Linked DNA regions of Mus musculus: all the other regions are linked to region 4. Evidence: chromatin loops called from intact Hi-C (ENCODE). Cell type or tissue: heart. All regions are shown on one strand. Region 1 overlaps Srgap2 (SLIT-ROBO Rho GTPase activating protein 2). Region 2 overlaps Srgap2 (SLIT-ROBO Rho GTPase activating protein 2). Region 3 overlaps Ikbke (inhibitor of kappaB kinase epsilon). Region 4 has its middle 28 kb from the start of Fam72a.

Region 1 (8,000 bases), 190 kb before region 4:
CTTTTTCAAAAGAGCTACTGTCTAGGAATTGAACACTTTTTCTTAGCAAGAAGGCCAGGAAGATAGAGTCTCAGCTCATTTCTAGTCCTCTGAAATACATTACATCCAGCTAAACAGGGGCCAACTCTACTCTGCAGGAAGTTCCTGTTTCCACATAGGCAGCTTTCAGATTCTATGTGGGATTAAAATACTTCATAACAAATCAAGCAATTGGAAATTCACAAGTGCTGAAATTTTGATGTCATGAGGTTTCTTTGAAGAGGAGGAGCAGAAAGCCTAGGAGTTGTGAGTGGCTGACAACAGAGAAAAGTACTGACTCAATATGACGAACAATCTCTAGCATTCATTCAGTGCACTGTGTGTCAGTTCTATATATGCAGACTCAATCTGCAGAACAACTCCATGAAAGACATGCGAGCGTTTCTACTTCTAAAGATAAGGAAGTAGGGCTCAACAACATTACCTCGGCACTGAAAGTCTTACAACTAGTAGATGGCAGAGTCAGAATTCAAACTTAGATCTATCTAACTCCAAAGTCTACATCTTATCCACTAATGGACCGTGACTATCCTCTAAATAGGACTGAAGCTGGACTACCTGGGAGGAAAGATAAAGGACAGGCAAGGAAATCCTAAGAAAGACGCTGATCTCATTTAGAAATGAAACTGATCAAATGAGAGCAGCATCTCATTTAGGGGCTGTTTTAGACTCCAGATAACAATTGGCAATGTCTAGAACTTAGAAGTTGCTAGTAGGTAGAGACAGAGAGACATGGAGAGTCCATAACAAAAACATGTCTGTTTTAGAATTTCAGTGGTGCTCAGGCTGGGAAAACCTGGTACCTTGTGGGTACGTGGAGGTTCACCTGGAGTTGGAAGAGGAATACAGAGGTACAGTACAGCCTCAATTATGTCACATTTTAGATTGAGAAAAATTTAAATATTCACCTCACAGTGAACCTGGCATCATTTCCTGGAAGCTTCACCTTCCACGTACCCTGTATACCAACAATCAATGGTATTAACAAAGCTTTTCTAGGACACCTGACCAGATCATTACTTGTCCAGGTTAAGAAGTTAGAAAGGCACCTGCCCTGCTGCCTGAAGAAGGGCAGACAAGGGGATCTTTTTCTCTTTTTTCACTTGAATGAGACAAAGGAATTCAAGCATTAGAGTAAAGCATTATAAAACAGTGAATTTTTATTTTATGAAGTACAGGCTAAAGAGGAAACATGGCAAATAAACATGGGAGATCAAAGCACTCAAATGTAGTAAAACAGCAACTTGCCCTTAAAGAATACAAGGAAGCCTCTCATGAAAAGAAATTAAAATTTTCATAGTTAGGAAATGTTGTATATGCTTCACTTCCAAAATATGAGTAAGCAGTCAGGGGTGGTGGTGGACACCTTTAATCCCAGAACTCAGGAGACAGAGGCAGGTGGATCTCTGAGTTTGAAGCCAGCCTGTTCTATAGAGAGAATCTAGGATAGCCAGGGTTATACAGAGAAACCCTGCCTCAAAACCACATGTATGTATGTATGTATGTATGTATGTATGTATGTATGTATATATGTATGTATATTTACATAGAATGATTTTCAGACATTTGAGGAGGTTTCCAATGTTTTCTAAAATTTGTAAGACCCAAATAGGTAACTCAGTGGAAACAGTATATATAGGAAAAAAAAAAAAGACTGAAAACAGTTTATCAGTAAGAGCCCAAGAGAGATGGAGAATGGGAAAGATATAGCAATATCTTTGAGTAAGAACTCAATGAAGGGAGTTGGGGAGAAGATAGGTGAAAAACCCAAGACTTCCTGGCAACTGGCAATTAAGATTCCATTCTTGTACCTCTTCAAGAACATGCCCTTCTACCACAGACTTGTAAAAGAGTTTGCACCTTATTTTCATCTGCTGCCTCATTTTGCTGCACCCCCACTCCATATTAAAACCAAATGTCCTGAGTTTAGCACTAACTCTTATTTGTCTTTATATGGCTAGTGCCTAATGCCAGGGTCAAATAGACAAACAGTATCAGGGGACTATTAGCTGACACTGATTCAAGGGAACAGGTGCTGAATTTCAATTTGAAACAGCCCTGCAACCAGCTGCTGCACCAAGTCAAGAAGACATCTTCAGAGATAATACAGAAGCATAAAACCTCTGGAGTAAAGATAGCCCCAGAGTGTCTCACTATCTCTCTCCCCGCCCTCTCTCATGTTACTGTTTCTTTGACTCTTCATGGCCAATCCATGTGGCTTCCCTGTCTCCATATATACTCTTTCCTGTAGGGGCTTCCTGGGTTTTCCAGACACTGCCTCTCTGTACAATTGAGGCAGACAATCAATCCAAGAGTTCTTTAGGAAGTACTGCACTCTGACTTCAAAGGCATTCCTACAACATGAGAAAGAAAATGAAAACCACTTTACTATGGCTTACAAGCTAGCCAGCTCATTGTGATGGAGAGGGGGATAATGGACCAGCATACATATGTGCAAGAATCTCTGGGATTGCTCTCTGGGAGAACAGCTGTGGGAAACTCCCCCTGGCACATAATGCTAACTCAGGGAAATCAAAGCCCCTTCAGGCAGAAGAAGAAGGTGCAGAGGAATAGCTGGCTACTTATCATGGGGTTCTGGATCTCTTGTTCAAAGGCATCTTTATTTAGAGCTACCTGGGCTCTGCCTCTTGGCTCATCAAAGTTTAAAAGTACTTAGATGATCAACCCTTGAGTAATTGGTTCCCTCAAAAGAAGTATTCATGGGTGTTAGGGGCAACTGCAAGAAGACCACTGAAAAATACAGTGGTCTTCATCTCTTCTTTCAATGACCCACAAATCACACATGATTTCTTTCTTTCTTTTCTTCTCTTCTCTTCTCTCCTTCCTTCCTTCCTTCCTTCCTTCCTTCCTTCCTTCCTTCCTTCCTTTCTTTCTTTCTTTCTTTCTTTCTTTCTTTCTTTCTTTCTTTCTTTCTTTCTTTCTTTCCCCCCCTCCCCCTTGAGACAGGGTTTCTCTGTGTAGCCCTGGCTGTCCTGGAAATCACTCTGTAGACCAGGCTGGCCTCAAACTCAGAAATCTGCCTGGCTCTGCCTCTCAATTGCTGAGATTAAAGGTGTGCACCACCAATGCCTGGCCACATATGATTTCTACTGCTGACAGGATCAGTGAAAGCAGTTCTTTCCTGTTTTCTTAAATAGAGCAAATAGGGAAATGCTCTTTAGAAGAAACTCTCCGTATTTCTTCCTAATGCCCAAAGAGTATATATATGGCAAATAGCTTTCCAAAGCTAGCAGCACATGGTAGTATCAAGTTCCTGCTTGAGGAAGCCACTATCTCATGTAGGGTGACTAACATCCTGCTCTCCTCAAGACTACCAATTCAGCACTAAAAATATGTCCTAGGAAACTGTTTAAGAGAAGGTTTCACTGTGTCACCCTGGCTGGCCTGGAACTCACGATGTTTAAGAGAAGGTTTCACTGTGTCACCCTGGCTGGTCTGGAACTCACGATGTTTAAGAGAAGGTTTCACTGTGTCACCCTGGCTGGCCTGGAACTCACGATGTTTAAGAGAAGGTTTCACTGTGTCACACTGGCTGGCCTGGAACTCACGATGTTTAAGAGAAGGTTTCACTGTGTCACACTGGCTGGCCTGGAACTCACGATGTAGAACAGACTGACTTTGAACTCAACCTGCCTCTGCTTCTCAAGTATTGAATAAAATGTGGCTCTCTCTCTCTTCATGAGCACTAGGCTAATCAGCAAAAAGGATATATAGTCACCCAAATCTCAGACCAGTCCTAAGATATTCTCACCCTACATAAACAACAACTTTTAATTCTAGTCTGTAACTTTCCTAATAATCTATACAGAATCTTCAAATTTATTTGGTCCTTCAAATTTATATAGTCTCATATTTTGAAAATATGAATTCCTCAATCATTGTCAGCCATATGGCATACAGGTATCAGAGCATGTCACTTGCTGCTGCTTCTGGGGAATTGCTGGGTGGAAAACAACAAACTTCCCACCAACTTTTATCATCATGCTGACTTGCAGTGCATGACTTCCAAGTGCATGCATCTAGTAGTCAGAGCAGGACAGATTCTCAGGTGTCTAATTTAGCAGTCTAGGCTCAGCACACCCGTGCTTTTGGAGCTTGATAACTATTGCGGCAAATTGTTCTGTACATTGTAGGATCCTCCAGTCACGACAACTAAAAACATCAGCAGACACTGACACACATTCTACTTTGTAGGAATGGGGGAGGCCACCATGTATAAGGCTCAGTGTACCAGAGTCTGTTCTGTCCTCTCTGGAAGTTCCTGGTGTCTTCTGTTTTTCTTTTTCCATTTAGATGTAAATAGCTAAGCCTTATTTGGGACTTGATGAATCTTAAGTATAATAATTCACCTCAAAGCAGGGAGCAGCACACGCACTGATTCTGCATGTGGATGCTAGGCTTTATGCTCTCTATTAACTATGGGCTCATGGTGGCCACAGAAGCCATCGCCAATACTGGTCTGAAGACTAAGCATAGAGGTCTCAGGGCTGGGAGATGGCTGAGTAGAGAGGCCTAATGACCTGAGTTTGATCCCCAGATCCCACAAGGTGGCAGGAGAGAACAAACTTCTAAGAATGATCCCTTATGCACACTCAAAATAAATACTAAAAATAATACATAGGGGATGGTAGGCACAGGGCTGGGGTGGGTGGGGAGAATCTTCCATCTTGTCTTTCATCAGAAAAAGCAGCAAGCTCCATGGTTTTCATCCTCATTCCACCACAGCTTACATATTGCCATTTGCTTTCTAAATCAACACTTATGAAGTAAGGCAAAGCTAACAGTTCTTTAGACTCTTCTTCCTCTGCTACCTCACTGCAAAAGCAGTATGCTGGGTCTGAGTTGGTTTGAGGATGTTGCTCGACTTCTGGTAAACAGCAAATAGCAAAGACTCAAGATGCTTATTTACTGGGAAAACAGGAGTCCTAGAATAGCATGTGCCATTGTTATGTTAGAGAGATCTACAGAGGCAAGACTCAGCTCTTCTTGGTACCTAGAAGATGGTCTAAAAATAAAGAGAAGTTAAGCAATGAAAAGATAAGGTTCAGGAAACTCATCCACTCTGAAAATGGTTCACAATACCATGCTTCTATTTTTAAAAAGTCTTAACTTCATTTGAGAGAAATAAAAACTTAGGGGACAAAGAGTACCACCTATTACTTGGCTTCAGAGATTAAGAGTCAGTGAGTAGAAATTCAAAACAACTGGAGCATCACTGGAGACAAATTAGATGACCACTCAAGTCTATTTACCAACAGTTACCATGACATACTGGCCACACCTAAACTTCTGGATCAAGAATTTGGAATTCTGATCTCAGACGCTTGTGGAGCACATCACCACTATCCTCCCATCCTGTGAAGGAAGGGGGTAAAGCATGGAGAGATAAGAGGAAGGCAGGGAGGGAGGGAGGTAGGGAGGGAAGGAGGGAGGAAGAGAGGGAAGGAGGAGTAGAGGGAGGGAGGAAGAAGTAAATACAGAAGATCATTTTCACCTTCAAATAGGTTAGGGCACCCTAGAAAATGACACATAGTGCTGGCACATCCAAACTTTGGAAAGGGTTGGAAAAGCTACAAGTTTACAACTGAAGTATTCCTCCTTTGGCAGAAGGAACTTCCTTGGTGTGTGTTCTCAATGTAATTAACAAAACATGGCTGAGAGAAAACAAACACCAGGGCTCCTGAGGCACACTGCTACAAACCACAGTCTGAAGAGTTCAAAGCAGACTGCCTTCTTTTCTCCAAGGCCGAAGCTTACCTCTCTGTTGTGTTTGCCATGTTCTCTTCGCCTGAAATGATGCTGCACATTGAAGACTTTAGGAATCTGTGCTTCCATTTACAGCATCTGCTCTAATCTCAAACCACAATTAATCTAAGTTCTGATGCATAGTTTAAGACCTAAACGCTTTCCAATATGCAGAAGTGTGATGTAGGCTACATTCCTTGTCATCAAGTTTGGGGTCCCTGGCTTGCTGGTAATTGTACCCCAGCTGTTCTGGTAACCTAGACCTTGGCTGGTCTCTTTCAATGGTGCCCCAGATGAAGCCAGAATAAAATTGCACAACTGGAAAAATATTTTTTAGCTTATTTGGTTTTGAAAAAAAAAATTAGCGTGGAAAAAAAGTGGGTGGGTCACCCCCAATGGGGAATAGGCACTGTCCTCAGCCTCAGTTGAGTTCTGTTGCTGACGTGAGTATGGCTGCAAACAGCCAAATGCTGCTTCTCTCTATGATAAAAGAGCCAGGCAGCCCATCTGATTTACCGAGTAAAGCTCGTTCAGGACTTTCATCAAATCATCTTGGAGTTGCTGGCCAACTTCTTTACTCTGTAAAGAAAAGAGGAAGGAAGGTTAATTGAAAACCAGAAGGAGATAGGAGGTGGCAGCAAAGACAAGAGCAGCATAGGCTCTACAAATGACACAAATTCAATTATAGCCCAGTATTTAACCTAGCAAATCAGATAACCAATTATGTCAGTTTACTCAGAGTTTTAATGAAATGAAATGGGCCTTTTCTATAGTCCAGTAGAGACAATCATGTAGAGGGAAAATAGGTTACAGCCCTTGATTTTTCAAATTGCTCTCAAAAGCAGGCTTGAGAGCAACATCCTACCCAGAAACTGTGGTTAGATAGACCATGCTTTCTCAGATATTTGGAGGCAAAACTCCATTGGATTCCTAAGGAAAATAAGGTGTCCAACATGATTAGACAGTAAAAGAATATAAACATTCAAGGACTTCAGAGACCCTAAACTCAGCAGAAAACTCCAAGCAGGAAGGTACTGTACTGACAGCACACTGACCTCAGCAGGCTAGTGTCCGCAGGCTTGGGCTGCGCATTCCTTCTCCACAGAAGGGAAAGCACCTAAAACTGAGTGCATTTGCTTTTTCTGGCGCAGATGTTAAGACCTTCAGGTCCCCCAATTCTCACTTGTTTCACTTCTTCCCCAGCTATCTAAGGCAGTGGCTCTTCAATAAAAATGTCTTGCAACAGCAGTTACTGCTACCTGATTCTGATAATATTAAGGAGTTTCCAAAAGACTAATTCTGAGCAGCAGTAGCTATCTGATCCTTTATTGCTGCCTACCCTAGGTTGCATCTGACCATGAAATAGTAGAAATAGGGCTGGAGAGATGGCTCAGCGGTTAAGAGCCCCGACTGCTCTTCTGAAGGTTGTGAGTTCAAATCCCAGCAACCACATGATGGCTTACAACCATCCGTAATGAGATCTGATACCCTCTTCTGGGATATCTGAAGAGAGCTACAGCAAGGCAATGGGGCCAGAGTGAGAAGAAAAAAAAGTGTCTGAAGACAGCTGCAGTGTACTTAACATATAGTAAATAATCTTTAAAAAAGACTTATAAAAAAATAGTACAACTAGAAGAATGAGGAAGTAGGAAAGAAATGTATTTTCTATACCAAATGTTAATAGCCAAAAATGCAGAGAATAAAAACAATTGGTTATTGTTTTCAGAACCAAAAATTCAGATACCTACAACAGCTGAGCACACTCTTTTTACTTTTCCATACTAGGAATTAAACTTGGGATCTGGTGGGTACCAGGCAAGCACTCTACCACTGAGCTGCATCTCCAGCCCCTAACATACCACAGCTCATTTCTGAAGCAAGGGAAGAGTCCTTTCATTCATACCCTCTTCTCTCTCTCTCTCTCTCTCTCTCTCTCTCTCTGTGTGTGTGTGTGTGAAAGAAAGACAGAGACAGAGAGGGAGGGAGGGAGGGAGGGAGGGAGGGAGGGAGGGAGGGAGAGAGAGAGAGAGAGAGAGAGAGAGAGAGAGAGAGAGAGAGGAGAGAACATGTATACCACCCACAGGGCACACTGAGGGCAGAGAAAACTTGCCTGAGTTTTCCAACATAAAGTTTCTGGGCATCAAAGTCAGGGTGTCGGGATTGTTAGTAAGTGACTTATCTTGCCAGCCTGAGCC
Region 2 (8,000 bases), 260 kb before region 4:
CCAAACTGGGATGCTGGTAGCCCCACCCACTTTTCTTCCCCAGAGACTTAAGTCCACACCAGGGAAAGGATCCATGCCACGAGGGGCAGAGCAGGGCTCTTGGAAACATCATGCTGGTTTCAGGCAAGCCTATTTGAGGAAGGCTGGTTGCCTAAGGCCTGGGGTGGCCGGCTCCTTTTGGCTTTTGGTTGTGAAATCACAGTGTGCAACCTCAATTCCAGTTGAAGTGAGCTCTGCTGCGGAGGACTCTCCTCCTTCTGGTTCCTACTCCTTCTAACAGGACCGTCTCACAGGCGTCAGAAGCACCAGAGATAAGGAAGACAGCTAGGCTCCCAGAGCTGGGGTTAGTAGGGAACCACTTGTACACTGTCCAGTTCATTATGCAAATCAGCAGATGGACATCGGACCAAAGGGATGAAAAAACACAAATAATGTACAGGATTAAGAGAGAAGGCAAGAAGGAAAGTACAGGCCCAAAGCATGGTCTTCAAGAACCTTTGCTTTTACCTTCTTAGAGGGTAGTGCCTGGAGAGAGGATGTAGGGCAGGGTGGAAACTCTGCTCACTTAGGTTAGGAGGAATGTAAAAAGGGAAGGGTGGGGCTTCTTAGTCATCAAGGAAACGGATCCTTGGGTCTGGAAGCCCCTATTGGCTCAGGAGCAGTACAAGCCCAGGTCAGTAAAAAGCACAGCAAGGATCAGACATCCAAAGGACCAAGGGGTGCCCCATGCAGTCAGACTCACACCACTCAAGCTCTCTCTGCTCTAGCTCAGGGGGCAGTCTTCCTGGTGCTGCAAGTTACTCTTCTCGTTAGTGACTCCTTCAAGCTCCCCATTCCCTTCACTCAGAGAGAGGCATCCACCACTTTCTACAGATTCAACTGCCAGCTTCACAAGTTGGTCCAAAAGGATCATTTCTAGCCCAAAGCTAAGAACACTCAGAGATTCCAACCCAAATGACAAACCCATCTCTCTTGAACTATAGAAAACAATACAGTTAAAATAAAAGCATAGCATTCAAGCCAGGAAACAGAGAATGAGCCTGAGCGGCAGGGAGCTGTTGAAACACATGATCCCATGGTGTGATTTCCTAGCTCTGGTGCTCCTGGGGAAGCACGATGTAAAAGAGCCAGTGTTTCAAGCACCAGGCTTGTAGGTTGGGAGAGCATCTAACGGTAGAAAAAGGTCAAAGGCAGGACCCAATGTGACACATTCAGTTTTTCCCTTTTTTAAGATTCTGGTTTTGGGAAAACAGTTTTGAGTTGGTGGAGGTCAAAGTTCCCTTAGTCACCCTTGTTTGGATAAACAAAAAACAGTTTCAAGAGGCAGCACTTCTAGAATTTATCGAGGGATTTTCAAGCCCCTGTTCATCCCGAGAGCTTTATAACAAAACTAAGCCAAGAGGTGAACTTGAAATAGTTTTAATCTGGGCCCAATTTTTGGATTAGCAGAGAGCAACTTAATTTTTTTTAATGGAATGGCAAATTTTAAAAGTATCAGATGCCAAAAATAGTGGGAGAAAGAAGGACTCATTTCCTACCCTTTTTAAATCTGCCATAAACACAATAAAACTTTAAGACTTTTTACTCTAAAAGGAGCTAGCTATAGAACTGTCTTATATTGGAAAACATCTTACATGGAAAATGGTGTGTCAGAGACAAAGACAGGAACGGAAGAAAAGTCTCTATGTTCAGAAAAACTTCCAAAGCTCCGAGATAAGACTAGGATGCACTTCTACAGCATGGAGCAGAGCAAATGCAAACAACCGGTGGCTCCCTCACAGCAAGAGGAAGAAGACAGAATCCCACCCGCACGGCAGGTCACAGGACTGTCCCATTCTGCTAAATGTTTATGACAGAGATCTCAAAGGCCAGGTTTCTCTGTTCCAAACAGAACAAAGTTTGTGATGAGAACAGAGACTCCAGGTGGCTTCTGTGTGAACTGCCACCACAACAAAGAGTGGTCTATGACCAGGAGAGGCTAGAAAAACCTGTGTTGTATATGGGTGTGCATGTGCATGCACATACACACAAATATATATATATATATTTATATAAAATGAAAACTGGGCTATATATGATTTTTTAAATCAGTACTGAAAAACAAGATGTCACTGAGAGCTGCAGCCAAACATCTGGTCAAGGTGTCCTCTATGGTCTGAAGGGACAGACGTAGGCTTATGTCCCTATGTCTTGCCTTGGCAGATATCGCAGCAACCCGATCATGGACAACCTGTCACTGGCTAACCTAAGAACAGTATGTACTGGAGCTGGCTGGATTCCAACAACAGAGGGAAGCAAAGAGTGGAGGAAGGACCAGAACGGGGAAAGCAGTAACAAGGGCTTCATTCTCGAGGTCTGGGTAATGGGAAGGCTAATTCCTGTAAGAACAACTTAGAACCTAATTTTCAACTGAGTCCCCAAGCTACTTAAATAGGAAGATTTTAGAAACGGCCAGTCTCCTTGTCTAGAATAATTATGTTATACCCCTTAGACAGTACAAGACTTGTCAGTGGCCTGTGGGGAAGCAGATGAATTGACACCAGGGCTAGTGGCGTTTGTTTTGGGGAAGACAGTTGGCTTGGGCCGTGTGGCTGGTGGTTTGACTGGAGCAGCCATCTTGACAGACTTTACAGGCCGGAAGGCGCAGGCAATGTCCCCAGCAGTACTAGCGCTGCGCTGGAAGGCAGGCTCAGGGTCCTTGAGGAGCTGGGTGTGCAGAGGGCTGGAGGGCTCAGATGTGGGGGCTACCACCGGGGAGGTCTTGAGTGGTTCCAAGGTGTCCAGAACCACATCAGGTGTGTGCTTAGCACTGCTCTGCCGCTCTAGCTCTTGAAGCTCATTCAGGGCAGAGTTCATTGTTGCTTCAATATCCTGCAAAACAGGAAAAAGGAAAAAGTAAGACAAACCAAGACAGATATACCCAAGGATCCAATTTCACTCAAATAGGCTAAGCCATGAAACCAGCAATAAAATGCCTTATTTCATTGGCCAAAGTCCTGGGACATATGAGTGTCCAGATCGTGGAAAAAGGGGACAGAGATTGTCATCGTCAGGAATTTAGAAAGAGTAACTGGTGACTTTTGGATATGACAAGGCTGTTGTACACATCAACTTATACCCGTTGGGGTCACCTGTACAATATCAAGCCAGCCAAAATGCCAGCAGAAACTGGGGTGGGGCCCCTTAGGCCCCACCCCCATCAGAGGAGCTACTGGCAGTTGACAGTTGCTGAGGAAGAGTCACTCAGTTTTGGGAATTGGGGCTCCTGGTAGCTAGATCATACCCCAGAAGGTAGCCCTAGACCTATGCATATATGGGAATATTAGACTTCCAATACATATGGGAAACCTTAGCCCAGTATGTATTGGACTGGGGGTGGGTTGTTAACAACAACAACAACAACAACAACAACAACAACAACAACAACAGGAGATTGGGCTGGAAGCCAAGTGGGAGGCTCTGGGAGGAGCTGGGGGCAGGGAGCAGTGGAAGACATGATCAAACACATTGCATAGATGTACTAAGTTTAACAACGGAGAGAAAATATTAACAAGGAAAGAGTAGCTGAGTCTTTTCAACTCAAGTCCTTGTTTTCTGTGACAGGTGCTGAGACATTTCTGGATGAAATTACACACAGTTAGATGGAGAAAGGGAAGGTCATGAGTACACGGGGATTCATTATATAATTCTCTCTATGTCTGTGTCTGTTTGAAAGTGTACATAGTGAACACATTTTACAAAGTGGTGGAGATCAAGTATGATCTCTATTTTCTTGACTTCAAGGCCAATGGTTAAGGGGGTTATTCCTTCCATCCTCCACATGAGCTAAGGGCCGTTCAAGAGCCAAGTCCTTGAAGACTGGTTAGAACAATGCTTCAATTTCCAAACTCCTTGAAACTGGTTCCTTCTACCCAGCACCATGAAAGAGAACCCAAAGAGTGGCCAGAAGGGGGAGCCAAAGCCCACACAGGTAAGTTAGCATCTACAAATCAGAGGACACTGCAGCTTTTAGGAAAAAAGCAGTCCTAGCCCAGGGGCTCAAGGCAGAACCAGAGAACCACTGTGTGTAAGCACCCAGCCTCCATACCCTGCTGCACACTCGTGTTTAATATTGCCACCACAGGACTCCTCTTTGGGATCAAGAATACTTTCAAACATTTTAAGTTCCAAGTCAGCCTCAGATTTCCCACTCAGGGCTTTTGGTCCTATGGCATGATCTATGTTGCTACGAATGACAGGGACTCATTTTCACTAATCACGGTGGCATTAATTAGCCCCCCTTTTTTTCCTTCCTGCAACCTTAGGGATGGAACCCAGGAGCCTATGCATGCCAGGCAAGCATTCTGAGCTTGCATCACTGAGCTATACACTAGACTTCCCAAATCTTTTAGAATGCTCTGGAAGAATTCTTATCTCCTGGCCCCGTCCTGTTAATGCAGCTAGTATGTTTGCGGTTTCTAACACTTTGATTAATGACTGGCCAAAAGAAGATCAAGGAGGATTCCCATGGTGCAAGGCAGACTGCTGTCAGGAGCTTAAACAGGATAGAAGGCTAGCAAAGCAAGACATCACAGGCCCAGGGCTTAACTCTGGCCTCACCAGGTACACCTCCTTAAGCTGAGCAGCAATGCAGCCAACAGAGACCATACAGAGCCTCCACTGCCCTTCCCTGTCACCCCAGAAGATGAGGTGAGGAAAAGGACAAAACCAAGCCCTTAGTTCCTACCTGTTCTAGTGAAAATTATATAGCTGGGAGAGACGTCTGAGAGAACTGCTTGGAGTGGCCCCAGTAGCTGGATGTTTAGATGTCGGGTTGGGCTTCTAATATTTCACGGAAAACACAGAGTCAGCAGTGTAGTGTAGATGAGAAGGAAAGTCCTGCAATCGGGAGCTCACCTGCACTGTTACCAGGAGCCCTGGGCTGGAGGCCCTTCTAGTACCTGAGCTTCAAGCAACATGGATACTTTGGGGTCTTTATGATAGAATCAGATGTGGACTAATTATCTACCCACAAGCACCTAGATCAGCTTCAGGAAGTGGGGTGATGGGGATGGGTAGAGAAATATATAAACGCGACAGACTATATTTGTCTCAGCTTCACTAAAGCCTACTATTGGGTTTTTATCATCTGTCTACTATCTACCTACTTACCTACCTATTCAATGTGTCCTATGGACAGAGGCCAGAGGAAGATGTCAGGTACCCTCCTCTATTACTCTCTACCTTATCTTATTTGAGACAGAGTCTCTCACTGAATTTGAAGCTTGCTGCTTTTTGGCTGGTCTGGCTGCCTGCTCCTAATCCCCAGCACTGAGGTTACAGGCATATATGGCCATGCTAGGCTTTTATGTGAGTGCTGTGAATTTGAATTCAGTTCATCTTGCTTCCATAGCAAGTATTCTTATCCACTGAGCTATCACCCCAGACTTTACCTTAGTACGACTAATTCTACTTCCAGGTTCTTGCTGGAGAGATAGGACTAGGCAGATTGCTCATTAAGCTGTTCTGGCAGGTTCACTGTATGATACTTGCAGTACTCTCTATAGAATGTACAGAGCATTGGTCTGCTTTAAGTTCTGTGGGTTCTCCGGGGCTGCTGAGGGGAAGTAACCAGTGTAAGCTTATCACGTAACTGTTCAGAGCCCTGTTACCTGTGCAATGACTTCAGGGTCCATGGGCCGATGGTTATTGAAACTTTTTGACCTTCCTGCCGTAGCGGTCTTCCGGATCTGCGGACTGTCCATCCGGTTCTTCAAGGATGAGTGGCGGCTGATAGAGTTGAGGCTGCCATGGCCGCTGATGGAACACTTATCTGGCCCTTCCTTGGGGAGATTCTGGCTCATGATGGGCTGGGAGGATGGACGGCAGCTAGCCCCCACCCCCAGGGAGGAGGAGTCAGTCAGAGAACTGCCCAGCCCATGGCTGTCACTCCGAAATGCTTTTCTGATGCTCCCAGATTCTGGACGCTTCCTTTGCCTTCAACAAACAAAAATGGCATCTGATCAGGGAGCCCTGGCTCCAAGGGAGCTAGGATTGTGACAGGGGGTAGAGGCTGGCACCTGGGACTTTTAAAGAGAGTCAAATAGATTACACTAACTCTCCAGCTTTTCTTTCTCTTGTTTTCTCTCTGGATCGGTTCCCTTCCAACCCCCAACCTGGGCGGAGTGAAATGCATACTTACTTGGTGGCTGTGAGCTTTGAGTTCTAAACATGTAAGATGCTGTCAGAAAAAAATGCCTGTTTAAGAGAAAGTTTCTAGTGGGAGAAAAGAGTCATGAAAAGACCCACTCCACTGCCTGCCTGAACAGCAGCCCAAGGCCCCAGGTAAGAAAGTCTCATCATCACCAAGGAGGGGAGAACTGCTGGTAACAGGAGTTAACGTTTCCAGTTTGCTCAACTATGTATAATGAGCCTGTCATCATTTGGGCTCTAGTAAGAGGCTGTTTCGTATTCATAGACATGGAAAAGATTTTTCAAGGAACTGCTTTTTGGCACAGACAGAGGGCTCACTGTGTGCCTGCTCCTAGGGTGGAAAGGACATTTATGCAACTCCTATGTCACCCAGCACTGGGCCAATTTATTTCATACCACAAAAGGCTCTCAAACGATATGGTGTGGTAGGATCCTAGTCATATGGGTATTGTCCGATGCTGAATAATTTCATTTTTCAAACCAGATTTTAAAGGACCTCATCTAAGATGCCATCTAGCTGCTAGTTCAGATAGCAGCTGGGTAGCTCTGATCTTGTATCTACTGAGGAAGATGAGCTGAGCTGGGTGGGGTCTCTGGATGGTAAGGGTAGGACTCTGAAGACTGGGGGCCAAATCTGAAGTAAGTTCTTATGCTGCTTACAGCTGAGATCTGCTTTATCTTTCTGGGTCCAGCAGGGTGTGCCCAGCAGCCACTCTAAGCATGTATGGCTAGGTAGGACTAGCCTTGGAAGGCAGCCATTTTCAACAAGAAAAAGGATGCTTTTTAGTCTAGGAGGGCTCTGCTGAAATAAGCCCTCCTCTGTCAAGTTTTCCAGACACTAGTGCCTCCAACTACAGACTGGAGAGGTTTTCCCCTCCCATATCCCCTCAGTGATTACATGGGACTGTGTTTCAGTTGCCTTCCATATGGTCTTTTGCCTTGCCAGTCTGTGAGCTCTGAATCACTAGCATCGGTGCTTGGCACAACGCAGATGGTTAATATAGGATGTGGAATTAAAGTGAAATGCCACACCCTAAGAACTCTGCTGATTTCCTTTTCCCATTCAAGGATGGCTGACTCACAAATCAGAACTGCTGAGAGGGCAGATTTAGGAGGCTGTGGCAGTGTGTCATCCCAGGCTCTATTTGGGCCATGAAGACAGAGATGCTGGTTACAAGTTCAGCCTGAAGGAGGAACCAGGCATGGATAGCACTGAGCACCAACAACTCAAGCCATTCTAGAACGCAGGATGAGAGCACTTTTTTTTTCAGCCTCAAGGAACTTAGGGTGTCAGGAAGGCTTCCCCAAATAAGTAATGCTTAGAGTGAGTCTTGGAGGGTGAGGAGGAGTTAACCAAATGAGAGGGTCCAGGAGGAGAGAGTTCTTTAGACAATCAGGAAATTGAAGTTGCATGGGAGGACTGTTGTGGAGATAGTCAGGAAGACAGAACGGCATACTCGCTCCTAAGGGCCAGGCATATGGGGGCTGTCTGTCACTCACGCACTGATTGGCTGGTGCCTAGGAAAGGTTGACATGGGTTGGTTATAGTCTGCCCCAGGAAATTCATCAGAAGAATCTTGATACCACCAAGCAAGCAGTTCAAGGGAGCCATCTCAACGTTCTAGCAGTTGTTTATCTTTTGACTATTTTCAGCCTTTGTTCTCTATCATTCCTTTGTAATAAGTGGCATCAAATATATGCTGACTTAAAACTTAATACCCAGGGATGAAGCTGTAGCTTGGCAGTGGGGTTCTCCATCTGAATATGTGACTTGTTCAGTTCTGTCCCTCAACACCATAAAAACAAAA
Region 3 (8,000 bases), 290 kb before region 4:
AGGTAGCTATTAGAAAACACCTTGCTAGAAAGTTCTAGAACTAAGCAGAATGAAGTTCTTTTCAGTAGAAACTATATTTCCTGACAACCAGTAGCACACTGATGGGAGGGTACCAGCCCATAATAGTCCAGGACTTGGACCATGAACATTCCACTGCCCCGTGAAATGATTGGCAACTCAACCAAGAATGATTGACAGGTGTATATCTTCAAGGTGTCAAGGTAACACTACCCTGGTTCTTTTGCAGGAAAAATACACCTACACAGTACAGAAATCACATGACCACTACCTGTGGTGTGTACCCAGGAAGGACTCAGCATGGTTGATGGTGTGTTCTAACACAAAATGTCCAACAGTCTGAGGAGCCCCCAAAGATGCTGCTGGGAAAGAAGAAGCCAAGTGACAACAGAATGTTCTATGAACCTGAGGGTGGGGCAGTGGACTGGGAGCTTTCCTAAGCCAGAGGAATGAAGACAAGGGGTGTGTGGGGTGAGGGCGGAGGGAATAGCTTAATAAACTCATGGAACAGGACTACCACACACAAAATGTAGTCTTGGACTGGTTTCCAGTTTGGACAAAACAAACTATAAAAAGGAATTGTGGGACAATTTGTGACAGAAAATTTCCAACCATGGTACAGAGGAGATGTGAACGTACTGAGGGAAGAGAGCTCACCTGCTTAATGGGAAGAGCAGGTTATAAAACGCTAAGGGACAGAATGTGGGTGACAGTTTACAAAGCACACGCACAAGAACACATGCACACACATGTACTGAGGGAAGAGAGCTCACTTGCTGAGGAAAGCAGGTTATAACATGCTTAGGGACAGAATGCAGGTGACAGTTTACACACACACACACACACACACACACACACACACACACACACACACACACACGACAGACAAAGAAGGGGACCAATGCTATGTGACTACTCGTGTCTGGGTGGGAGGTCCTTCTCCACTTCCTGACTTTCTCCACCAGCATGTAGCCTTTTTAATTACTCCCTCTCTGTTTTTATTTTAAATTTTTATACAATATATTTTGATCATGCTTTTCCCCTCTCCCATCCCAGGCCCTCCCTGTATCCCTACCCACCCAACTTTCTGTTTTCTCCTTCTTTAAAAACAAACACACAAAAATCTCAATAGGACAAATATCAAAACAAAATAAAAGAGAGTCTTGCCTCCTTTCCCCCAAGAACCCAACAACCATGGACTTCATTTTATGTTGGTCAGCTCCTCCTGGCCATGGGGTCTTCTGTAGAGTGGTCGTTACTCCCAGTGGTACTCTGCTGGGTGGAACTGATTTTCTCTGTGCCAGAGGGTATCAACTGCAAATAGCTTTTTGTTTAGGGGTAGGGCCTGCTGTCCACTTTCCCCTCGCAGACATAACCATATTTTCTTTCTTTCTTCCTTCCTCTCTCTCTCTTTCTTCCTTCCTTTCTTTTTTCTTTCTCTCTTTCTTTGATACGTCTCTCTATGTATCCTTATATCCTGGAACTTGCTCACTATGCAGGCCAAGCTGCTCTCAAAGATGCTCATGCCTCTGTCTCCTGAGAGTTAGGATGAAAGGCATATGTCAGCATAGTCTTCACATGATAACAATTAAAGAAAGAATCCTGTATCTTTTTGCTTGGAAGTGCAGGATCAGAGAAGGATGGAAGAGGTGAACAGAGAGTCTCGGAGTCCACCAGAGCCTCTATGAAGGCAGGAACTCTGCATTGCTTTACCCGCCAGAAAGCTCTGGGGGGTTCATAGCAGTTATCCTATGTGTGACTATTGGCTTGTTATGGGAGTGAATTTATATTATTGGGGGTTGAGGAGTGGGGAGACCTCGGGATTGCTGAGACCTGGCCTGATGTCCAGATCTGTCCAGCTGGAGACCCTCTGGATAAAAGATAGGAAGCCCGCCTTGCTAAGGAAGCACTCTGAAGCAAGAAAGGATGATCAGACGGGAAGGAAGTATCACTTTGCCTCCAGCAACAAAGGTGACATTCCACTCATGAAAACGTTCCCATCCCGATGTAGATGACTTAGACTCCAAGGCTTAGAGAAATCTACAGGTCTGAGGATGTCTGGGAAAGAATGGGATTACAGAGGAGACTTTAGATATTGGCCAGGCAAGGGAAGGTACAGATGGCCCATGGTCTCCTGCAAGCTACATCTGGTCCCTGCAGGCTCCTCTGTTCTCTATCCTCCTTCATACAACCGACACCCACTGGCCTCAGAGCCTAGGAACCAGAGTGGAAACCCCAGCTCCTGATGCCTGTCTCCTACAGGCTGTCAGTCCAGGGCAAGGGAGAGACAGACACCCCACACATTCCTCTATATACCTCTCCCCAGATCGAGAACTCACAAAGGACCACAAATGGTTATTTTCTTGCTACCAACCTCTCTAGAGGTGGCCCCTCCAGTATTCCAACACTTCCCCACCCACCCCTCTCCCTAGCTTCCCTCCAGGATGTGCCTCACACGTTCCTCCCATCCCCCTATCAACCTAGGCTTTGTGGGCTCGGAACCTCGGTGACTTGGCTCCCGTTTCTAGAGGGCCCTTCCTTCCCCAGGCTCATGTACCAAGGAAGGACTGGCAAGCACAGGCCCTTCCGTGGAGCAGAAGTCACATTGTACACACAGATCTCATCTCTGTCGTGGCCAGAGGACTGGCCAGAGGATATCCAACAGGAGTGCTCGCAATGGCCAGAGGATATCCAACAGGAGTGCTCGCAATGGCTTCCAACCTCTCCCACCACAATTGGCGCCAATCCTGTCACGTGACTGGAAATAGTTCTTGCTCTTTTTCCTCCCTCCCCCATCATCTCACCATTTGTTTTAACCAAGCCCTGGGCCCACACAGGCATCCAACCCACCCTGGGAAACTTCCTGTACTTCCGAGGGAAAGGCTCAAGTTATTGGGATGGGGAAAAACTTCCTCGGGCTGCAGAACTCCGGTCTCTCATCACGGACACACTACAGCCTTTCAGAATTCCGGTGATGTTCTCCTGATCGCGGCGAATCCTCCCTTGCTCTCTCTCTCCACCCTTCACTAGCTTAGCGTCCTCCTTCCCGGGCTCCTTCTTTTCAGCTCAGAAGGCAAGGACAAGTGGAAGACCCAGCTGAAATATGAGCAAAAGCTACAGAGGCTGAAACAGTCTGAATTTCCATCGCTGCTGTGCAGGGACAGAACCTGGGAATGGGTTCTTCCCCTGAATTCTCTGGGAGGCTTCACACAGAACGAGTGTCACGAATCATTCAGAGTCCTGGTGAATTAAGGTCCTACCTGGGGTAGGGGGCCTGCTTGTTCTGGGACATGAAAGGGTATCTACCCTTTTGAGGGTAGTGAGACTGCCCTTACCCGACTGCCCTCGATCCCAGAGAGGCAGGGCCCCGGTGGATTTCTCCGTGATAGGCAGGACTAGGCCAGGGATGGATATACATTTGGGAATACAAGGTTTGAAGGACCTGGTGAGGGTGCTAATGTTGGGGGAAGGGGAAGAGTGGGAGCAGGAGGGCTCTGGCTGGGAAGGCTTATACATCTCAGGGGTAAGGAGCAGAGAGGAGAGCTGAAGGGCCCCAGTTGGCCTAGGTGGAACACCCACCTTTCAGTGCCCAGGCTGCTGCTGAGGTAGAGGAGGGCTGTCCGTGTGACCTCCAGTGTCTGCTGGCACGTGTCCTGAAGCACCTCCCTGTGTGAGGGCAGCCCAAGTCAGAGGCGCCTCCACCAGGGCCCTGCGCTTGTAGGCGTGACCTCGGAAAGGGGTAGGAGAAGTCTGGACGGGTTTGCTATGCACTCCTCCAGCGCTTCACGGTACTCACAGGACCCAATGTAACCCCCGAAGCATCAACGCCTGTCCATCCAGCAGGACCCGCGCCAGCCACAGGGCCTGGTAGCCAGCGCCCAGCACCCCCTGAAAAGTACAGATGTGCAGGATTAGTCCTTCCTCGTGTCAAACCCCCTTCTGCCTCCTGGGGGTGGCCCCTCACCTTAGCTGTGCTGTAATCGGCCTGTAGGTCAACCTTAGGGACGAACTTTGGGACATCCAGAGCAGCTGCAGACAAAGACTCTGTCTGAGGGGCCTGCTTTTAAAGACTGGGTCAACTCTTAGGTTATCTTTCCTTGTCCCCAGCACACAGTCGCTGCTGATCTCCCATTTAAAGCATCCCCAAACGTCGACCCTGTGGATCCTCAAAGTTGCAGTTATTTACCGCCACCTTGTGGCCACATCCCAGAACTACACTCCAGAGTTCAAAGCCCTGCCTTAAGACTGGAGAGGTTAAAGCTCACTCCCTCACCTCGGAGGAGGACTGAGCATGATCCAAAGGAGAAGAAATATTTATCCTAGAAATTAAGGAAAGAAAATCTATGTCTCTGTCCTCCAGCCCTTTTTCCCAGCAGCCTGGACTCATGCTCCTTTCAACTCAAATATCCAAGACACCCCTACCAGTGGCCGAAACTGATGAAGGTATAAAGGCTCTAAATGCCCTGTCTCTGTTGGAGGATCTGGGAGAAACCCAAGGAAGTCTAGTCACCAACTCAAGTCACGTGGCCACATAGAGGCATGTATAGAATCCAAACCCAAATATGCTCTACTCTATGGGCCAGAGAAACACTCACTAAGAAAACAAGTCGTGTTTTGGGAGGGTGTCCAGAGTATAAAAGACTCAGCCTGAGTGGCCCTACTCACGGTCCCTGAAGGCCAGCCCCTTAGGTGTGTCGCTGGACATGCTGAACAGAGTTAGAGGGCTGCTGGCAGCTGTGTGGGCGATGTGCTGGGCTGAGAGGCTTGGCTCAAGGACACAAGGGTGACCCTCGAAGAGGTACTCCTGGTGTTTGGGGGTCACGTTGGTCTGCTCATATACAGCCTCCAAAAAGATGGCAATCCTGCACATGTGAGAGGAGAATTCTGTCCGGGGGCACCATGGGAAGGCTCAGCTTTTCTCCAATAGGGTCTGTGTGGGGGTGTGGCCAGGATGGGCACCAGCTGGCTCTGCAGCCCCCTACACACACAAGACACAAGAACTGTCCTAGCTAGGGCCCAAGCATCTAAATGGAACTTCCCAGGCTTCAGAAGAAAGGCGGAGCCCAGGAACTCCCCATGAAGAATGGGAAGAGGACCCCAGAGTTCAGATGCCTAACCTCTGCCTTTATGCCCAACCCTGCTGTACTGCAACAAATTCTCCCCATCCCATAGAGTGCTCCAGGTGTGGGGGGCACATCCCATCTCGAAATACTGAGGCAGGAGGATGGAGAGTTTATCAGCTGGGGCTACCCAGCAAGATCCTGTCTTAAACAGCAAAGGCCAAGAATTTAGTGAGAAAAGGGTTCTATGAACAACAAATTACAGACCCAGGAAATTGAGCACCCCGCCTCTGGGACAAGCAGTGCCAGCTAGCATTGGGAAGAGTGGGGGATTCGGAACACAAACAAGGAAGACTGTTTGCCTTGAACTTGATGGAGATAGTACTTTCCCCAGATATGTTTTGGGAGATGACCCCTTGGACCCACACCACTGCTTAGACAGGGAAGACTCCTATTCCCCCTCTCTCTTGCTCCCACTCACGTGTTGTGGGCGTGGATGTAGACATGATGCAAAACGGCCTGGGGTAGGGAAAAGACGTGGATGACCGTTCGCTGCAGAATGTCACTGGTCTCCGCGAAGAACTGATCAAAGCCCCAGCACTTATCCTCTTCCACCTCCAGGATGTTGGCCAGGATGGGCACCAGCTGGTTCTGCAGTCCCCTGCACACAGAAGACACGAGGACTGTCAGAGCCGGGGCCCAAGCGTCTAGATGGAACTCCCCAGGCTACAGACGAAAAGTGGAGGCCCCTGGGGCTCTGCTGAGATAGCTTGGCACTCTTGACTCAGCAGAAAGAAGCGATCCCTAGCCTGCCCCTCCCACTTACATGGACAGTCTACAGGTGATGGGGAGGCTGTAGCTCCACTCCAAGGGACCATTTTCCTGCTTCTGAGTCCCTGAAATGGCCCCGGCTGGCTTCTCTGTGGTGATTCTGTACCTGTAGTGGGGCAGAATCAGGGCTCTAGACCCCTCCCCCACCCACCCATCATATTTAAACAGGAAACTCCAAACATCACAGTCCATGTCACTCAGCCACTGTACGGTGGGCTGGCACCCTGCTCCACCTGTGAGATCACCTCTGCCTAGGCAAGCTCCATGCTTTAGGCAGAGCCCTTCTCGCTGTTGCTATGGCTACACCAGGTCTAGCTACCTCCACATCTGTGCCATTACAAGCTCAGCACCATATGTTTTCTCCACTTTTCTAACTGCCCCTCTGATCTATCCTTCCCTGGCAGTTCATCCCATTCCAACTCCTGACCCCATCCCTAAACCTAATAGCATTGGCTCTACACAGCTTGCCCCAGGACCGAGGGAGCATACACCAACCTTCCTGAGGACACACGGGTAACACCTTCCTGAGGTGTCTTCCATTTATTACAAGACTAAGAAGGAAAGAGAAGCTAACCATTGTAAGCTCTGAGGGACTCAACCAGGAACAATTTCACATTCCTGTGCATATGCTGCAAGCTTGCTGTAGACCCCAGAACCTCTGACCTCCAAGGCCACCATACCCCGCCTCTCAATAACCGCTGGAGACAATTAACTGCCAATGGTGCAGACACAGTGCTTATGGACTGCCCTGCCACCCTGAAACCCTCTTCTCTCAACTGCACATTATCTACAGCCAACATACGTTTCTGCTTTTCCTCCCTAAGGGTTATTTATAATGAGCTCTCGGCATTCAGTCCAGTGGATATTTTTCCTGCTGCCCTCCAGCTAGAACCTTGGGAATTTGTCCCAAGATTTGCTGCCTCTTTCCTACACAGACTCAATAACAGCTCAGTAGACCCTCGTATTGCAGGTCCCTCATTTCACTGGCTGGACTCTTCATCTCTTTTGTTCTGTGTAGTACATCCTGGCAACTTCTGTCTTAAGTTCCTCCTAGCAGTCAGTGAGAGACACTGGGTACCAGCTCCATCTTTACCCCTGCAGGCTCTGTAACCTAAGCCTTAATGGAGACACAGTGAGCTAGGAATGGGCGCAGGGCTAGAGGGAACACTGAAGGTAGGGCCCAGTGGAGGGAGGGCCAGGTGTCTGGAAGACACTCAGGGCCAGTCCTCTTCATTCCCTGTCCCATAGCCCACCGTACATGATCTCTTTGTTGCGCCGGGGCCCACCGAAGGGGATGAAGGGCAGACTGCCTGTGGCTGCGTGGTACAGGGTCACCCCAATACTCCAGAGATCCACAGTCACACCAAATGCCTTTTGCTGGGGTTTGCGCAGCACTGCACGCTCATACATGTCAGGGTGCTATGGAAGAAAGGCAGAAAGCGGCTATGGAGGGACAGCATGGGCACTCCTAGGGGGACTCTTAAGGAGGCACACAGCGAGGGCATAGGGTCACCAACATGTCACTTACCAGGTATTCCTCTGTACCATAGACAGAAACAAACTTCTCATCATCGTCCAGCTTGCGGGCAGCCCCGAAGTCAGACAGCTTATAGATGCTCTGCCCCTCCTCGCCCACCAGGCGCATGATGTTCCCAGGTTTGATGTCCCGATGGACAATGCCATTCTCCCGCAGGTGGTTCATGCCAGCCACTGGGGATAGACAGAGCACTAATGGCTTGGCTCAGCTAAGGATGGGGAAGTATCCAAATAAAGAGTTGCCACAAGGAAACTCAGGGGCAGAGAAAGAAGGAGATCAGAGATGCCCCCCCCCCCAGGGCAAAGGAGGGGCATTCCAAGCTAGAGGGATGGATCATTACCATTGCACTGGCCATTTTTCCTGACGACCCTGGTCCAATTCTCACCCCACTCCCAGGTCATCTCACAACTGGAGCCAGTTGACCCAGGTGATCTGACACCCTTTTCGGGCCTCTGCAGGCTCCAGTCACACACGCAGCACACAAACATATGCAGGCAAAAACACTCATATACGTAAAGTAGACATAATTTAATAAAATTTTAAGGTGGTGGTGA
Region 4 (8,000 bases):
ACCTTGCTTCAAAAAACCAAGAGAAGAAGGAGGAGGAGAAAGAGAAAGGGGAGGAAAAAGAGGAAGAGGAAGGAAGAAAGAAAGAAATTTATTGTCAGTCTACTAAGTACCCTCTTGTGATTTTTTTATTTGCAGTTATCATATTTTTATATTTTAAAATCCCATTTATGTTTCCTTTCTAAAATAGCTTCCGTAAATGGACTGTTCAGAAGTGAAAGTAGTCTACCTGCCAGTTACATGAGGATATGAGGATCCCTTTAGTCTCGGGGCCACCTGGAGAAATGTGTGCCAACACAAGCTGCTGGAGAGATCCATGGTGTGGTGTACTCTGAATTCCTTGAGGTTATCCCTCAGTCCTACACCAGGGAGTGAGTCATCAGGAGAAGAGCATTATTTTATTTTGCACAGTCAGTAAGGGAGGGTCCCCAGGGAGCAAAAGCTGAAAATGAGATATTTCCATGGACACATCACTGGATGCCATCATTGTTTTGGAGAATCCAAGATACAACAACAATGACAAAAAAAGGGGGGGGGCTTGGATAAAACTTCCCCCGCCCCATATCAGAAACACTCAGCAAAACCTTTCAGAGATGAGAGAAGCAGAAATCTAATTTTACAAAATGTCTGCATAATTTTTAAGTGATGGTTTTGTGCCGTGATGCTCACTACGGTTTTTCTGAGAAAGATAAAAATAGTGACATCACAGTGGATTGGTCAGCTCTCATCCCAGTCTAAAGGACCATTGGGAAGCCATCAGCCTGGTTCTCTGGGCTGCTACCTCAAAGGGGAGTGGCTCTAAAGAGCAACTCTGCAGAGCCAATAGTAAGGAAGGAGAATTGCTGAGAAGGAGCAGCTCTGCCTGACACCCGCTGCTTCTCCTCCAGAAAGGAAACACTGTGGACTAGGGAAGCCAGATCCTAATTTAGGGGCACAATCTTCAGTTTGAAATTTAAACCAGGATGGTTAGGATGCCCTACCCAACACCTTAAGTCTAGCACACTTGCGTGTGTGCTTAGGTGAATAGTTCTCCCAACCGTAAGATGGGCAGAACCGTGGATTTTCCAGGTACCTTTTACAGATGAGTATTTTATGGAGGCCCGAGTCTGATCAGAGTCAAGAGGCTTCCCTAGCCTGCTCCTCACCTTGGTGTTGTCCAGGACTCGTTCCAGCAGTAAGATCAGCCATCTTAGTCCACTCTTTGGTGCCAGTAGGGTCCTTGCTGTTTTGCAGACAGCTGTTTCCCTGTTTTGTGTGGTGTGCATAGAACTTAAACCATCTCCTCTTCCTCTCAAGAGGATCTTAGATTCATGATGTCACTATTAATCACCTTCCAAAGGTTCCATTGCCAATTACGATCACACTGGCAGTCAGAGGTCCAACATATGGCATCACAATTCAGTCCACAGCAATACATATACATTTGTCGTTGCCATTACTCATTCTACCATGAAGCAAACTCCAGGGGAACAGAGACTTAATCTGCTTTGTGGGCTGTAATATTTCCACCACTAGAGCAGAGGGATGGCCCTGTAGATAAAAGAGTAACACCAAGGATCATCCAATTCTGTAGGGCAGCGGTTAAAGCAAAAGGTGCTGAAGGCCATACACTTTGAATGTGGCAAAACAGAACACCCCTAAGAAGGAACCCAGTGATGGGATCAATTAAAGGGAGACAGTGCTACAGGGTTGGAGTTACTGAGTACACATGATTATGCTAACATGTTTTTTAAGACTACATTTATACATAAATAGGGTTACAGATAGTGATGGATTAAGGCAGATTTTTTTTTCTTTTACTTGAAAACTTTGAAGACTTTTTTTAAAAGTCTTTTTAAATTTTATTTTATGTGTATGGTATTTTGCCTGTATGTCTGTGAACCATTTGCATGCCTAGTACCCTTGGGACTCAGAAGAAAATCCCCTGGAACTGGATTTACAGATGGTTGTGAGCCAGCATGTGGATGCTAGATAATGAACCCAAGTCCTGTGGATAAGCACCCTTAACTGCTGAGCCATCTCTCCAGTCCAACTTTGAAATCTTTTAATAGTTCACAAGTGTGGTATAGAAATTCACATGAATTTAAAGGAACAATGTTGTACTGTGTTGGTTTTTCTTCTAATATTCTAGTTTCTGAAAATGTTTTTTTTTTGTATATTCCAAAATGTACAACTTGAACACAAATTTTATTAGAAAAGTTATACTTAACATAATCATCAACTATTTTCAAGAACAATATTAAACCCAATAATGTGTAACAAGAAACTAATGACTTTGCTATAATCAAATGTTCAACTATCTACAGTGTCTTTTTACAAAGGGGATATCCATGGTTTACAGGCACATTGTATTGAAAAGAAAACTGCAAGAGCAATTTTATACAATTACCATTCTCGAGAAACTGAATCATTACAATAGTAATTACAAGTTGAAAATGGTTTTTACTATAACATCGTTGATCCTCCGATCTGAGACCTTTGGCAATGGTGGGGACTGGGATCCCATTGTGCAATGGTTGCACAGGCTGCACTGCAGGGATGCTCTAGTGACTCTGTCTTGTTCTCCTTGTAGTCGAAGGGAGGGATATTCCCTCCTACTCAGACCCTTCCCAGCACAACACCACTATTAACTTCTGTTCTCAGAGACTTCCCAATGTTGTGTAATAAGCAAAGTTGTTCATTGAAAATATCTGGTGTGGGAATAGAAGGCAGTGGAGACATTTGTCGTTGTATCAAAAGCAAAACATGACACAGCTAAGCTTTGAGATAAAATGTCATCTTACCAGGAAAACAAAATGACACGAATTCCATGTTCACTATGGACTGACATTTTTATAGCCTTCGTTAGATTATCCTGACTTAATTTTTGTAGGTATAGAAAAGAAACTGAGGGACCATAGCAAGTAAGAGAGAGAAGCCAGGCCTATGATCTATCTTTATAAGAAAACGTACATTCTATAAATTTCACCCATTTCAAATGTAGAACTCAATGATTCTTAGCATACTTAGAGAATTTTACAACCCCTAACATAGTCAAATTTCAGGATCTTTCCATCCTGTCAAGAAAGTAGGTCTTCATTAGAAGCTCTGCCACAGTTACCACCTCCCCATGCCCTGGACAACCACTAATCTCTTTCTGTCTCTAGATTTGCCTCTTCTGAACTTTTCTTCCAGTGGCACCATGCATTTTGTAGTCTCCTGCGACAACCTCCTTTGACTTAGCATTCTGTTGTTTCTCTTTATTGTCTGCAGTCTCCTAAAAATCAGTCCTTCCTCCAGCTCCGCTTGCCCAGAGCCCCTTTCCTGCTGAGCCAGCTTCATCCTGTGACCTGAGCAAAGCTGGGGAGGGGCCACTCAGAGCCTGGGACCATTGCTTTCTCCTGGAAGGACAAGGCTCTGCAGATGGCAGACAGTGAATGACATCAGGCTCTGCAGTGACTGGAGCTCGTGGCACCAGCTCTTCATTGTTCTATTTTTATTCTCGTGTTAAGATTTTTCAGAGGGAAGGCTTTACTCAAAAACTGCTTCTCTCTCTAGCTGCTCCTACAACCCCAGGCTGGACTCTGCTGCCACCTGCTGTCCTTTAGCCAGACACTGAACAGGAATAGAGAAGGCTTTGTTCCCGGTGATACAGTTACGTATTGAGTTCTATTCTTGTGCGTGCGTGCGTGCGTGCGTGCGTGCGTGCGTGCGTCTGTCTGTCTGTCTGTCTGTCTGCCTGCCTGCCTGCCTCTGTCTGTCTGTGTGTCTCTCTATATATACATAACATATATATGTATACATATGCCTCTGTTTCTCTATATATACATATATATATTTATATATACATATATAATATATGTCTGTGTGTAAGTCTGTCTCTCCCTGTGTCTGTGTTTATCTCTGTGTGTCTGTGTATGTGTCTGTGTGTAGGTCTGTCTGTCTCTATTTGTCTCTTTCTGTCTCTGTCTGTGTGTCTGTCTCTGTGTGTGTCTCTGTATGTGTTTGTGTGTAGGTCTGTCTCTGTCTCTCTCTGTATCTCTGTCTGTCTCTCTGTGTGTCTGTCTCTCTGTATGTCTGTGTATGTGTTTGTGTGTAGGTCTGTCTCTCTTTGTCTCTCTCTGTGTCTCTGTCTCTCTCACACACACACACAAAGTTTCAATACATGTATATAGTGATATCTTTCTATGAAAAATTAGTTGTGGTGGTTTGAATAGCTATGGCCCCATAGACTCATGTGTTTGAGTGCTTGACCTGTCTTTGGGTTTCCATTTCTGTGAAGACACCATGACCATGGCAACTCTTATAAAGGACAACATTTAATTGGTACTGACTTATGGGTTCTGATATTCAGTCCATAATCGTCATAGCAGGAAGCACAGCAGCATCCAGGCAGACATGATGCTGGAGTAACTGAGAGTTCTATATCTTCATCCATAGGAAGCCAGGAGCAGACTGTCTTCTAAGCAGCTAGGATGAGAATCTCAAAACCCACCCCAACAAGGACGCTCTTACTCCAGCAAAGCAATATCTCCAAATAGTGCCACTCCCTGGGTCAAACATATTCAAACCACTACAAGCCATTAGAAAATGTGGCCTTGGAGGAATTGTGTCACTGTGGAGGCAGGCTTTGAAGTCTCCTATGCTCAAGCTGTACCCAGCATGGTACAGTCTCCTTCTGCTGCCTGTGGATTCTAAGGGGTCTCATAGATGTGGAAGGTGGTAGTGTAGCAGTAGATCTACCTAATCTAGGCGCACAGAATGTATTCATATTAATTGAGTCGTGTTTTCATTGCCAGGGCATATTAGGGATGGAGAGAATTACTGCAACAATTACTACAAGATATAGCACTCTCAGCTGCTCCAGCACCAAGTCGGCCTGCACACTGACATGTTTCCCTCCGCATCTCTCCTCTGAGTCATGGAGATTCCTTTCTCCTCCCCCCTGCATCCTAGCCTGTGCAACTCTAAGGGTCCCGCCCCTCTCCCTTTACTCAGCCATTGGCCACTGGCATCTTTATTGATAGATCAAAAACCAACTGGGCACAAGGGCCTTTGGTGTTTGGATATGCAGATTCCCAATTGAATCAAAGCATTAGAACCAATCTCCAACATACTACAACATGCTTTTGAAAGTTGGGGGACAACTTGTGAGAGTTAGTTCTCTCTCCATCATGTGGGTTTTGGGGCTCAAACTCAGGTAATCTGCCTTGGTAGCAGCCACTTTTATCCACTGAGATATTTTATACGTTCAATCAGATTGTTTATCCATGGTGCACACAGGTACGCGCCTATAAGACACTCAAGGAATACCATCACATAAACAAACCTTTTACAGAGATTTGCAAGATCTCTGAAGATCTACTTCTTTCTGATCTCAGCAAGAGTGAATTGATCTTGGATAGCTAAGGGATGCTTAAAAAAAAAATAAAGCATGCACTCATGTGCATGTGTGCACACGCACCACAATACACTGATGTGGATGGGAGATGCTACCCCATCTAGCTTCCTTAACCCACAATCATTTTCAATGACCCATATGGCTTCCTTGTCCTAGATTATTGCTGCTATGACATCACTTGTGATTTCCTCCCTCCAATAGTCTCTATGGGGTAACTTGCTGTGCTAGGTCAGGCTCACACTCAAAAGGGAGAAAAGCTAAACTCTTTCCTGCTGAGCCTGCAGCCCACTGGGGCTGGCTCTTTTGGTTCTGACAGACTCCAGGCCAGTATCATGGCCCTTGCCTTTCTTTTAACCATACCTGGCTGCTGAAAGTGAAGCAGTCATTGGAAACCATTGCCTGTTTCCAATCTAGTTCTCTTCCCTCCCTCCCTCCAAGAATGGAGTTGTAAGACCCTGACCCTTGGTCAGTCCTCACCCCCCCATCCCCACTCTGAGAAATTTTTACTTAAGAATGATCATGTGGGTGGAGAATGGAACTTGGCCTAGCTTCACAGGAGGGGGAAGCTGTAAGAAGGGTGTGGGACTGGAAAAGCCCTGAGGGTCCCTCAGAGTGGTCAGATAGCAAAAGGAAAACAAGGAAGCCTTCACTGCTGCTTAGAAGCAGGAACTTAAAGGGAAAAGTAAAAGTTCTGAGACCCTCAGTAGGATGTTAATAAAAAGAGGTTGCAGGTAATGCAATTTTGCTTAGACTTTGGGGTGGCAGCTGAAAGTAGTCCCTTGCAGTGCAAGTCTGCAGGTCAGTGGGAGTAGCAAGCCCCAAAGTCTGGAGTTGTAGGTCTCTGAGGCTGTAAGCCTGTATGGTAGCCTGGAGCCACGGGTCTGGAGAGCAGTGGGAACTGAAGGCTGGAAGCAGCTGCAGAGACAAACTGCCTTCTGGAGCTGAGATGTAGTGTCTTGGAGGCAGGAATGGTTGACTGCAACCTCTGGTTGAGTCCTGAAGGTGGACTCAAATGACCATCCTGCCCAGAACAGAAGCCTCGGGTCTAGGGAAATCAGTCAGGCCTTCCCAGATGAAGGCTGTGAGGACAGCCTTCTCCCTTTTCTGTTGAGCTCTGCAGGGATTCTACTGGCTGAAGGTCCTCCCAGGTGCTTGAATTTATAAGGGATCACTTAGGCTCCAATTGGCTGGATGTGAGTATGCAAATGAGGTGAAAATGAGACTGACCGGGAAGGCTATCAAGTCCGGTGGGAAGAATAAAAACTAAGAATTCTCAATTAGGTCTTCAGGCCCTACTTTCAGTCTCTGCAGTGATAAGAGATCTTCAACCTTTTGGCATTGTGATATGTCATTGTGTTTACAAGTGTCTCGTGCCACATCTATAGCTGTCCTGGGACACATGCAGCTCATGGGTTGTGGGTTAGATATGCCTGGAAAAGCCTGGGGAACAGTTCATGGAGGAAAGAGTAAGCTTGTCCTAGTGGTGGAGTCATTCTTCTATAGTAGGAGATAAATATACCTGGGATAGGGCTCGTTTGCCCCACTCAGGGATAGGTAGGAACTCCATATGGAGTTTTCTTAGGTTCAAGCCCTAAGGGCTCAGGATCCACAAAGAACAGAGGGCTCATAGCTATTGATGCAGCATCAGTTGACAAAAGAAAGAAAAGCTTCAGCTGCATAAAAGCCAGTTGACAGCCAGAACCTTGAGTTGGGGCTCTGTGGTGGTTTGAGTGAAAATGCCACCCCCCATAGGTGCATAAAGAGTGCCATTATTTAAAAGGGTTAGGACATGTGGCCTTGTTGGAGTACTGTGTGGCCTTGTTTGAGAAAGTAAGTCACTTGGAGTGGGCTTTGATGTTTCAGAAGCTCAAGCTAGGCCCAACAACTCATGCTCTTTCCTGCTGGTTGGAGATCCAGATGTAGAACTCTGTTCCTTCTCCAGAGTCATGCCTGCCAGCTTTCCATTACTTTCCAACATGACAATAATGAACTATAAACCTCTGAACTATAAGCCAGGCCCATCTAAATGCTTTCCTTACAAAAGTTGCCATGGACATGGTGTCTCTTCACATCAGTAGAATACTGACAAGATCGACTCTTAAATCTTTCCCTAGGAACCCCAGCTCAACCCAAATCTTGCCATGTTTGGCTTTGTCCTCCCTTTTAATTCTTTTCAATAAGGCCCTACGGAGCTGGAGTGATCAATAGTCATCTCATCCTTGGATGAGTGGGCGTTAACCATCAGGGGTTGGGAGCATTGACCTGATTCCTCTTGGGGGTACCATCATAACCCACAGTCATGGCTCTTGGTATCTTTTGGGGAGGGGAGGCAGAGCCTTAGAAAAATCCTTAGGATAAGGTTGAAAACAGATACCAACCTCCTTGCAAACCAGGTTTGTCTCACGGGGAATTCAGAGATGGTCCGTGTTAGACCTTCCCCTGAGGTGCTTAGCCTCGCAACCCACGCTGGTGCCCATACTGGATTCATTTTTATCAAGAACCAGTATGCACAGGTCTGAATCCTATGCAGCTCCTGAAGGAGAATTATCAACCCCAGGTTCAGCAAGGCCAAATCAAGTCTATGATAATAAATCTGCAAAGGTCTCGATGCCAAGGAATCAAT

The links. Peaks named below come from ENCODE experiments on the same cell type or tissue, not always from the same donor. Only the 100,000 strongest peaks of a DNase experiment are listed, where the experiment ranks them.
Region 1: it touches region 4 in a loop (8-fold over the local background); 12 of 42 quality-filtered maps call a loop at or near these places.
Region 2: it touches region 4 in a loop (7-fold over the local background); 36 of 42 quality-filtered maps call a loop at or near these places.
Region 3: it touches region 4 in a loop (2.9-fold over the local background); 16 of 42 quality-filtered maps call a loop at or near these places.

What each region holds. Positions count from the first base shown.
Region 1 is chr1:131,357,681-131,365,680 of GRCm38, forward strand. It overlaps Srgap2 (SLIT-ROBO Rho GTPase activating protein 2), which reads right to left. Exons shown (of 23, transcript NM_001081011.2): 5 at 6,322-6,384. It overlaps Gm51644 (a long non-coding RNA gene), which reads left to right. Exons shown (of 4, transcript XR_003947997.1): 3 at 807-890. Among named protein-coding and RNA genes, the nearest start is that of Ikbke, 82 kb to the left of the region's middle. In heart, a CTCF peak has its summit at 4,601 (motif pointing right); no DNase peak of the experiment used is centred here.
Region 2 is chr1:131,286,870-131,294,869 of GRCm38, forward strand. It overlaps Srgap2 (SLIT-ROBO Rho GTPase activating protein 2), which reads right to left. Exons shown (of 23, transcript NM_001081011.2): 22 at 5,652-5,976; 23 at 1-2,871. The coding sequence ends at 2,488. The region is part of intron 1 of Gm51644 (a long non-coding RNA gene); the gene reads left to right. Among named protein-coding and RNA genes, the nearest start is that of Ikbke, 11 kb to the left of the region's middle. In heart, a CTCF peak has its summit at 3,942 (motif pointing right); DNase peaks (open chromatin) are centred at 52 and 7,318; H3K27ac peaks cover 345 bases.
Region 3 is chr1:131,266,204-131,274,203 of GRCm38, forward strand. It overlaps Ikbke (inhibitor of kappaB kinase epsilon), which reads right to left. Exons shown (of 22, transcript NM_019777.3): 6 at 7,438-7,619; 7 at 7,168-7,328; 8 at 5,905-6,015; 9 at 5,560-5,739; 10 at 4,684-4,880; 11 at 3,983-4,047; 12 at 3,815-3,906; 13 at 3,598-3,684. Gm28913 (a long non-coding RNA gene) reads left to right here. Exons shown (of 3, transcript XR_878525.3): 3 at 248-1,034. Among named protein-coding and RNA genes, the nearest start is that of Gm51644, 5.4 kb to the right of the region's middle. In heart, a CTCF peak has its summit at 4,217 (motif pointing left); no DNase peak of the experiment used is centred here; H3K4me3 peaks cover 302 bases; H3K27me3 peaks cover 1,911 bases.
Region 4 is chr1:131,551,757-131,559,756 of GRCm38, forward strand. No RefSeq gene overlaps it. Among named protein-coding and RNA genes, the nearest start is that of Fam72a, 28 kb to the left of the region's middle. In heart, a CTCF peak has its summit at 3,560 (motif pointing left); a DNase peak (open chromatin) is centred at 3,505; H3K4me3 peaks cover 631 bases; H3K27ac peaks cover 831 bases.